Linked DNA regions of Homo sapiens: region 2 is linked to region 1. A link is an interaction called in ENCODE POLR2A ChIA-PET data of the cell type or tissue named here. Cell type or tissue: A673. All regions are shown on one strand. Each heading gives the region's core, and the rest is flanking DNA. Links, peaks and the distances in the headings are about the cores only. Region 1 overlaps SV2B (synaptic vesicle glycoprotein 2B). Region 2 holds the start of LOC105370972 (a long non-coding RNA gene).

Region 1 (4,398 bases), core at 98-4,097:
TATGAGAGCAGCCACAGCCTGCAAATGACTGGTTTGAACTGCCCAAGCCAATGTACTGCATCCATCCAGGCCAGCCTCAGGAGCCTGCACAGCAGGTGCCTGGAAAAATAGCACAGCTTGGTTTCAAGCTATGAGTCACGTGTCAGTCCCTAAGGTCTGCATCGTAAAAAGAAGTTACTGAAAGTCATTCATCTGTCCACTACGAGCAAAACTCTGTGATTTTGTAAAATGGGAAAAATTGGAGTGAATTCCCTTTACCTTGTGAAATAAAAGAAAATGTCACCTGCCTTCCCCTTTTCTTCTCCATCCTTTTTTAAAGGGAAGAATTATGTTAGCCATTTTAAAGCCATATTAGGAGCAACTCAGAGACTGTTGTTCATAAACACATCAAGAATGTCACATTGTTTCACACACTACTTCACTGATTTCTCATCACATCCCTTGTGAAACCCATATTGATATTATCTCATTTTACACATGAGGAACCTGAAGTTTAAAGAGGCCAAAGTCACTTCCAAGACTGACCTCAGACCTCAGGACAGAAACACTAGACTCAAGAAGTCCTATTGACAAAGAGTTAGAGAAAGGAACAGAAATCCTAGAGAGGAACTGAATTCAAGAAAGCATAGAATTGTATGTCAGCCAAATTTATAATCAAATGCGAGAGTGAAATGAAAATTCTTTTAGTCATTCAAGGCCTGGGCTTATTACACAAAGACACACTTTGAAAATAATTTTTAGGACAAACAGTGCCACAAAAAGAGAAAATAAATTCCTTCCTGCTAGGCATGGAAGGAAAAGTGAATAAATATGTTAACAAGGTTTATTTTTTAAATAAGCAATGACTTTTAAAAATGTATAAAATCCTAGAACTAAAGATCAATACTAATATGATAGTGGGCAGGAGACAGAGAGACCAGCATGAGGTAAGAACACGCTAATATATTCACTCTGGTGGAAGATCTGGAATCTAAGGGTAACCGCCAGAAAAATAAAACTCAAACTTTAAAACTTATAAAATAAAATTTAACGTATCCAGTGGAAAATAGGAAGACAGAGAAAAATCTTTATAAAAGATGTGTAAAATGTTTTTCAAAAAGAAAATGAGATAGAGTAATAAATACTAATGTAATAACTAGTTAATATAAAAAGTCAAACTAACTGATTAAAAGATGAGATTCTCAAGTTGTATTTTGAAAAATATCCAGCAAAATGTTGCCTATAAGAGATGTATTTAAAACAAAAGTAGTACATGGAGAGGTTATGCAGGAGAAAAATTTTGCACCAGACATTTGTTTCAAATGGCAAGATAAATTGTATTTGAGCTACCGCAGTAGGGGAGAGAGACTTCAATACAGAGCTGAGTTCAACTCCAAAAGCAGCGAGACACCTTGGGATTTACAGCCAAGAAGCAGACAAGGGGGTCAGTGGGTAGAAAATTACTGAGAGGAACTTAGTTAGGTACCAAGAGTAGAGAGATTTTTGCTAAACTGGCTTAACAAGATTCTTGCTAAAGGTTAGGCAAGTACTTCGATATGAAGGTGGGGGGGATTAATAACTTGATGATGTATCAGGGTGGAAGGGTTCTCTCTAAACTATCTCAGTAGGATTCTTTGCTAGAACTGGGCTCAGCAGGCCAAAGACAAGACCTAATTGAGAAGAAGATTACTAGGAGCCTGTACAAAGTTTGATCAAAGAGGGAGTTTTTGTCAATTGAAACTAAAAATACAAAAATTAGCTGGGTGTGGTGGCCAGTGCCTGTAATCTCAACTACTCAGGAGGCTGAGACAGAAGAATCGCTTGAACCCGGGAGGCGGAGGTTGCAGTGAGCCCAAATTGCACCATTGCACTCCAGCCTGGGCAACAAGAGCAAGACTCTGTCAAAAAAAAAAAAAAAAAAAAAGAAACACCAAAAAAACCACCAGGGTAACCATCTTAATATCAGACTAAATAGAATTTAAGGCAAAAATTATCATAAGGACAGAGGTATGATAAATAAAGGTAGACAAAACACTAGATCAAGAAACTATAATGATCATGAACAAAATCCTCTAAATAATATAATATCCAAATACACAAAGCAGCATTGATAAAACTACAGAGAGAAGTAGATAAATCAACCATTGTAGCTGGAGATTGTAATATTTCCTTCACTAAAAAACATAAAGAAGACTAAAAGAAAAGTCATGTTACAGAAGAACTAAAAAAAAGTTTGTGTGCATAGGTGTATTGACAACATATGGAACATTTGCAAAATCCTACAATGTACCAGAAGCTTCATAGAGATTATGTCTCTGACCATAAAACGGGAACATCAGAAACCTACAACATATGTCTGAAAACTAAGAAATATTCTGCCTTTGGCAGAAAGAAGAAACAAAAATGAAAATTTAAAGATACTTAGAACAGAATGAAATAGAAGGCACTCCAAATAAGTATTTATGACTACAGATAAATACTGATTACCAAAATCCTACTGCAAACATCCTGCTGAATGGGGGAATTTTCCATGCATTCACTTTACGATCATGAACAAAAAAATAATGCGCATTTTTACCACAACTATAAAACATAGTACTGGAGGTCCTCAAGAAGACAATTATGCAAGAAAAAGAAATAAAGGAAAAAAAAAGAAAACACTGAAAATGAAAAGGTATAATGATCACTATTGATGAATGATATGACCACTTACATAGATCATTCATATAGATGTAATAATCCAAGGTAGATAGATAAAAGATGAACATAAATCACAGCACACCAACATGGCACATGTATACATATGTAACAAACCTGCACGTTGTGCACATGTACCCTAAAACTTAAAGTATAATAATAATAAAATTTAAAAAAATAGCATTTCTCTTTATCAGCAATAACTAACAAGAAAATATAATATGAAATAAGATAAAACAAAATAGCAATAAAATCTTTAAAATATCAAGGAATTTTTCTTTCTTTCTTTCTTTCTTTTTTTTTGAGATGGCGTCTCGCTCTGTCGCCCAGGCTGGAGTGCAGTGGCGCAATCTCAGCTCACTGCCAGCTCCGCCTCCCGGGTTCATGCCATTCTCCTGCCTCAGCCTCCTGAGTAGCTGGAACTACAGGCGCCCGCCATTACACCCAACTAATTTATTGTATTTTTAGTAGAGATAGTGTTTCACTGTGTTAGCCAGGACGGTCTCGATCTCCTGACCTCGTGATCCATCCGCCTCGGCCTCCCAAAGTGCTGGGATTACAGGCGTGAGCCACCGCGCCCGGCTGGAATTTTTCTAAAAGGAGTGAACCAGCCCTTTCCAGAGAAAATCTAAAACTCTTTCAAAGAATGCTTTTAAAAGGCTTGAACATATGGAAAGACTTACCAAATTTATGTGTGAGATGGTAACATGATAAAGAAGGGATTTTCTTATAATTAGATTGTAGTGCTAAGGTACTTTGGAGAAAACTGACATTTTTATAATGTCAGAAGTATCGAACTACATATATACATATATAAATAAACATGGGTAGATCTTTTAAAATAGCACTGTGTGAAAAAGGAAGAAACAAAACAAAACCACGGTGCAATGCCATTTATGTATATAAAATACATAAAAATAAAACAATACATATATTTTATGAGTATACATAAGTGGACTTACTAAACGTGTTGGAATGGATGCCTACGAAAGGAGGTAAATGGGGACGGAGGTGAGAGGAAAAAATGACTAGAATAACACAAAATACAGGACATTTTTCCAAGGACCAATTATGACAGTGTGCCATGAACAAAATGTAGTCTATAAAAAAGTAAGAGGTGGAAAAAAAAATGACATTTGGAGAAAAAAAACTGAGGTAGAAAATAGGACGTACAGCCGTGCTCATTCCTGTAATCCCAGCACTTTGAGAGGCCAACGTGGGTGGATCACCTGAGGTCAGGATTTTGAGACCCGCCTGACCAACATGGCAAAACCTGTCTCTACTAAAAATACAAAAATTAGCCAGGCATGGTGGTGTGCACCTGTAATGCCAGCTATTTGGGAGGCCGAGGCTAGAGAATCACCTGAACCTGGGAGGCGGAGGTTGCAGTGAGCTGAGATTGCACCACTGCACTCCTGCCTGGATGACAAGAGCAAAACTCCATCTCAAAAATAAATAAATTAATAAAAATAAGAGAGAAAATAGGATGTACATATATCCTCAAGAACTTAGTATTAGAAGCTACTAGGTCATGAGAACAATAATAAAGAAAACCTGTAATACTTGATGGGGCATAAAAATAAGAGTGTTCAGATTAATCTTTTTCAAAAAAAGCGGGCCCTAAGTAACCTACACTATTCAAATGACATATTCATGTTCAAAATAAGGAACATTCAGGCCGGGAGTGGTGGCTCACGCCTGTAATCCCAGCACTTTGGGAGG
Region 2 (4,398 bases), core at 180-4,179, 57 kb before region 1:
ACAGTGAAGCCAGCAGGTCCTAGGCTTTTCTTCGTCGAGAGGTTTTTGGTTACTAATTCAATCTCTTTAGTCATTAATGGTTTGTTAAGATTTTCTATTTCTTCATAATTGAGTGTTGGCGGATTGCATGTTTCTAGGAATGTATGCATTTCTTCCAGATTACACAACTGGTTGTGTGCAATTTTTCATAATAATCTCCTGTGATCCTTCATATTTCTGTGGTATCAGTTGTAATGCCTTCTCTTTCATTTCATTTCTAATTTTATTTGAGCCTTCTTTTTTCCTTAGTCTAGCTAAAAGTCTGTCAGTTTTGTTTATCTTTTCAAAAAACCAACTCGATCCTTTAACTATTACACTTTGCTGCTCTTTACAGATAAGCATTTGTTAGATTCCTTCTCTTTACATTAGTTCATTCTTTCTTCATCTGCTCACCCCCAGTATTGCTTGTCAAGTGAGGAATGGTTCCATCCTTTCAAGGAGATAAACAATAAAATGTATGATTATCTATGAGTGAGAAAAAAGGTGCTCAATAAAGGTATCTGTCAGGTATTATTAAAACCCAGAAGAAGAGCAAACCTTGGATATAATTCACTCAATGTGGGAAGGCTTCCAAGAGAAAGACATTGAGCTGTTCTTGAAAGACAAACAGAATTTAGTCTGATTTCCATTTGGTGACTGAGGCAAAAAGAAAGTCTGATATGTTCGGGCAACTTCTTGTAAGTAGCCTAGCGTGAGTAGAGCATAGTTCATGTAGGGGAATCTGGTGAGGGTTCAGGCTAGAAGGTAGGACAGAAGCCAGATCATAAACATGTGTGTGTGTGTGTGTGTGTGTGTGTGTGTGTGTGTGTGAAAACGTAGATGTATGGATGCATGCACGTGTGATTGTGTGTGTGCACATGGGTGTTTGCATGTATGTGTATGGGCCCATAAACTGAAAGCAGGGAGAGGGAAAAGAGACTTAGAGGAGTGCTCCAGAGATTTGCTGAGAACTAGTCTCCACACCCCACACCCTGAGTCCACCCTAGAGAAAAACACTAGCATCCAATAAAAGTCTATTTTTTCTTTTACTTCAATAAAGCTGTCTTCAGCACTTCTCAAACTTTACTGTGCACATAAATCACCTGGGGATCTTGTTAAAATCATATACTGATCCAGCAGGCCTGAGATGGGCCCTGAGATTCTGCATCTCTAACAAGCTGCCAGCTGAGGCCAGTGCTGCTGGTCTGGGGACCACACTTTGAGTAGCAAGAGGCTAGAGCACATCTGTCCTCCTGTAAACAGTAAATAATGATGAGAATCCAGGCCTTGGAACCCAAAGATCTCATTCACTAGTTGTATGATTTGGGAGCAAAACCTCTCACTTTCTGAGGGTATTAATCACCTCATTTATAAACCGATTACTGAACTAGAGATGATCTCCAAGTTGCCTTCCCATTCATTAATTTTAAATTAATTTTTTAAAAATGTAAATAATGAAAGATGAAGTACTGTGGATTTCCAAGGAAGAAGATATGCAGATTAAAAACATAAACTCAGACACAAATGTTTGATTAAACTACTTAAGGCCATACAAGGCATTTTTTTGTTTGTTTGTTTTTTGTTTTTTAGATGCTCTGTCACCCAGGCTGGAGTGTAGTGGCACGATCTCGGCTCACTGCAAGCTCCGCCTCCCGGGTTCACGCCATCCTCCTGCCTCAGCCTCCCTAGTAGCTGGGACTACAGGCGCCCACCACCACGCCCGGCTAATTTTTTGTATTTTTAGTAGAGACGGGGTTTCACCGTGTTAGCCAGGATGGTCTTGATCTCCTGACCTCGTGATCCGCCCACCTCGGCCTCCCAAAGTGCTGGGATTACAGGCGTGACAAGGATCTTTATGACATTGTACACATGGATCAAAATATCACAGGTGCTCCAAAATATGTACGACTATGATAAATGACTTTAAAAAGAATCGAATAATAATAATAAAGATATCCTTAACAAAAAAGTGGCTTCTAACCTACCAGTTTGCAATCTTAGCAATGAACACTGTGCAGTTATGAAATTATTGTCCCTCAGCTCCAAAGCCACCCTCCTAGACCTTACTTGGTCCACAAATCCCGGTCAGTTTTGCCAGCCACTCTCTGCTAGGCTCTGCCAATAGAGGGCGCTAGAGGGAGGCTTCAGGGCTGGGGAAAGAAGAAAGCACCTGTCCTTTCTGTTCCCTGTAGGTTTCAGCCTGACTGCAGCAATTCCTTTCTAGATAGCAGCTGCATCCAATTAGCAGAGGCCACATTGCACTTCATTCTCCTCTCCAACACCAGCAACTGCCAGCCAGGGCCTCTCTTAAGAGAGCTGAGTTGCAGCTTTATGGAACCCCTTTTCAAGATTCTAAGTTATAATCATTCCAATCTCTTTCCTTTATTCTCCAAGCCCTAGGGGAGGTAGCTTCTCCCTGCATTTGCTACCTCAGTGAAACTTTTCAAAAGCGTTTCACCCATCCTGTTAATAATTTTTACATTAAAATCTCTCTTTTCAAGTAACTGGTATGATTTGTCTCCTGACTATCCCATGACTGATCTAGACACCTAGACAAATTGAAAAACTTTACAAGTTAGATGTTGAATCCAACCCCTTAGTTTTACCAGACGAGGAGGCTGAGCCCCAGAAAGGGTCAATAACTTGCCCAGAACCTCAATGCTGGCCGAGGACCTGCTGGCACTGCATTTCTGGTCTCCTGGCTCCAGGCCTTGTGCTTTCACTACTAAACCTCACTGTCCAAGGTCATGGAGGTACCAGAGAGAATAAGAAGAGCTTCTCAAATGCTGTCTTTGAAGTCTAGGAAAAGGAAGAATGAAGGAAAAATGAGCCTATCACCAGGGAAGGGAAATACAAAATTAACAATGTCTCTGGAATGGCTATGTTATTAGACTCATTTAAAATCTGTCTTTAGCAAAAGAAATTTAAAAAATACATTTGGAAAATTAGAGTGCAGTGGAGTTATCAAAAATTACCTTAGTGTGAAGCAGATAAGGAACTAGTTAGAAAGCCAGAAATTCAATCTTCCCTCAATTTCACTCAACAAGCTCGGTGGCATATTAGGGAAATGATCCCTTAATATACTGAGATTTTTGAGGAAATTGAAAACCAGGATTGCTACTTGCAGAGCAAAGGAGGAAGAGGAGAAGAAGGAGGAGGAGGAGGAGGAGGAGGAGGAGGAGGAGGTTGAAAGGAGGAGCGATGTGGTGGAGTGGAAAAGACTTTTAATTGGTGGTAACACAACAAAGGAAATAGAATACCCCTCCTTGGAAGAGGGAGGAGCCTGCAGTGACAGGCACCATGCAAGAAAGAGCCCAGTTCTGAGACTGAGACATCTGGGCCATGGTCCTGGCTCCATGACTACCACAGCATGCCTGTGGGCAGCCCATTCAGCCTCTCTGACCACTATTACATCTTTGTAAAATTCGGTGCCCATCTTTGCAGAGTTGTTAGGATTATATAGGGGAGTGGATTTAAAGTATCTAGCAAAATGCCTGGCACCAAAGTAAATGCACATTTAATAAAAGCTGCTATTGATGTTATTAGCAGTACAGCTTAAAATTGTCTAGGACCTTGGAAAGCCACAGGATTAGAAAAATAAAAATAAGATGGTGATATTTTAAAAACAAGCCAATCATATACTAAAGGAATATGAGGAAAAAGGATAGAGAATAGCATAGGAAACTTATTTTTAGTAGTATGCCCTTTAAATAGACCTCCCTCTCTCCTTACCTGGAGAAGAAGCCAGCTTCCAATAAAAAGCTTTTTTTGAAAAATATTTTCGAAGTTTCCTCTAACAAGACTTTGAAGGGGGGATTTTTTTTTTTTTTTTTTGCTAACTCATATTTCTTCAGTTCCCACATTAAATGTCATCTCCTTAGAAAGGCATCCCTGATGTTCCAAACTAAGGCTCCACCAACTTTTTCTATAAAGGGACAGAGCATAGATATTTTACTTGTAAAATGTACTTTGCCAATCTTCTATGGTCTCTGTCACATCATATTATTATTCCTAAATTTACAACCCTTTAAAAATGTTAAAAAAAAAATTGGTCATAGGTTTGTAGACCACAGTTTGTTGGTTCCTGTTCCAAATTTCAGTCGTCCCTGATAGTCTTTTGGCAGCATACTATTGCTTTTCCTTTGTATCACATGTCTCTATTTGATGTTATATATTTATTTGTTTGATATTTGCCAAACTCCTGTGACTGTAAACTCCTGGACGAAGGGACCATGTTGATTTTGCTTGAGGAGAGTTCGACACTGTGTCTCTAGCACAGAGATGTACACATAGTAGGTACTCCATTAATATTTGTTCAATAAATAAAACAATCTAAAAGTAATTCCTATTCACTGTAAGAAAATCTGAGGAATACCCCCC

Evidence for each region. Peaks named below come from ENCODE experiments on the same cell type or tissue, not always from the same donor. Only the 100,000 strongest peaks of a DNase experiment are listed, where the experiment ranks them.
Region 2: POLR2A ChIA-PET joins it to region 1 with 5 read pairs; 3 of 35 experiments call an interaction of 5 or more read pairs at or near these places.

What each region holds. Positions count from the first base shown.
Region 1 is chr15:91,188,569-91,192,966 of GRCh38, reverse strand. All of the region lies in intron 1 of SV2B (synaptic vesicle glycoprotein 2B), which reads right to left. Among named protein-coding and RNA genes, the nearest start is that of SV2B, 91 kb to the right of the region's middle. In A673, for the core only: no CTCF peak of the experiment used is centred there; no DNase peak of the experiment used is centred there.
Region 2 is chr15:91,245,520-91,249,917 of GRCh38, reverse strand. All of the region lies in intron 2 of SV2B (synaptic vesicle glycoprotein 2B), which reads right to left. LOC105370972 (a long non-coding RNA gene) reads left to right here and starts at 3,841. Exons shown (of 3, transcript XR_007064760.1): 1 at 3,841-4,398. In A673, for the core only: a CTCF peak has its summit at 2,133 (motif pointing right); a DNase peak (open chromatin) is centred at 2,167.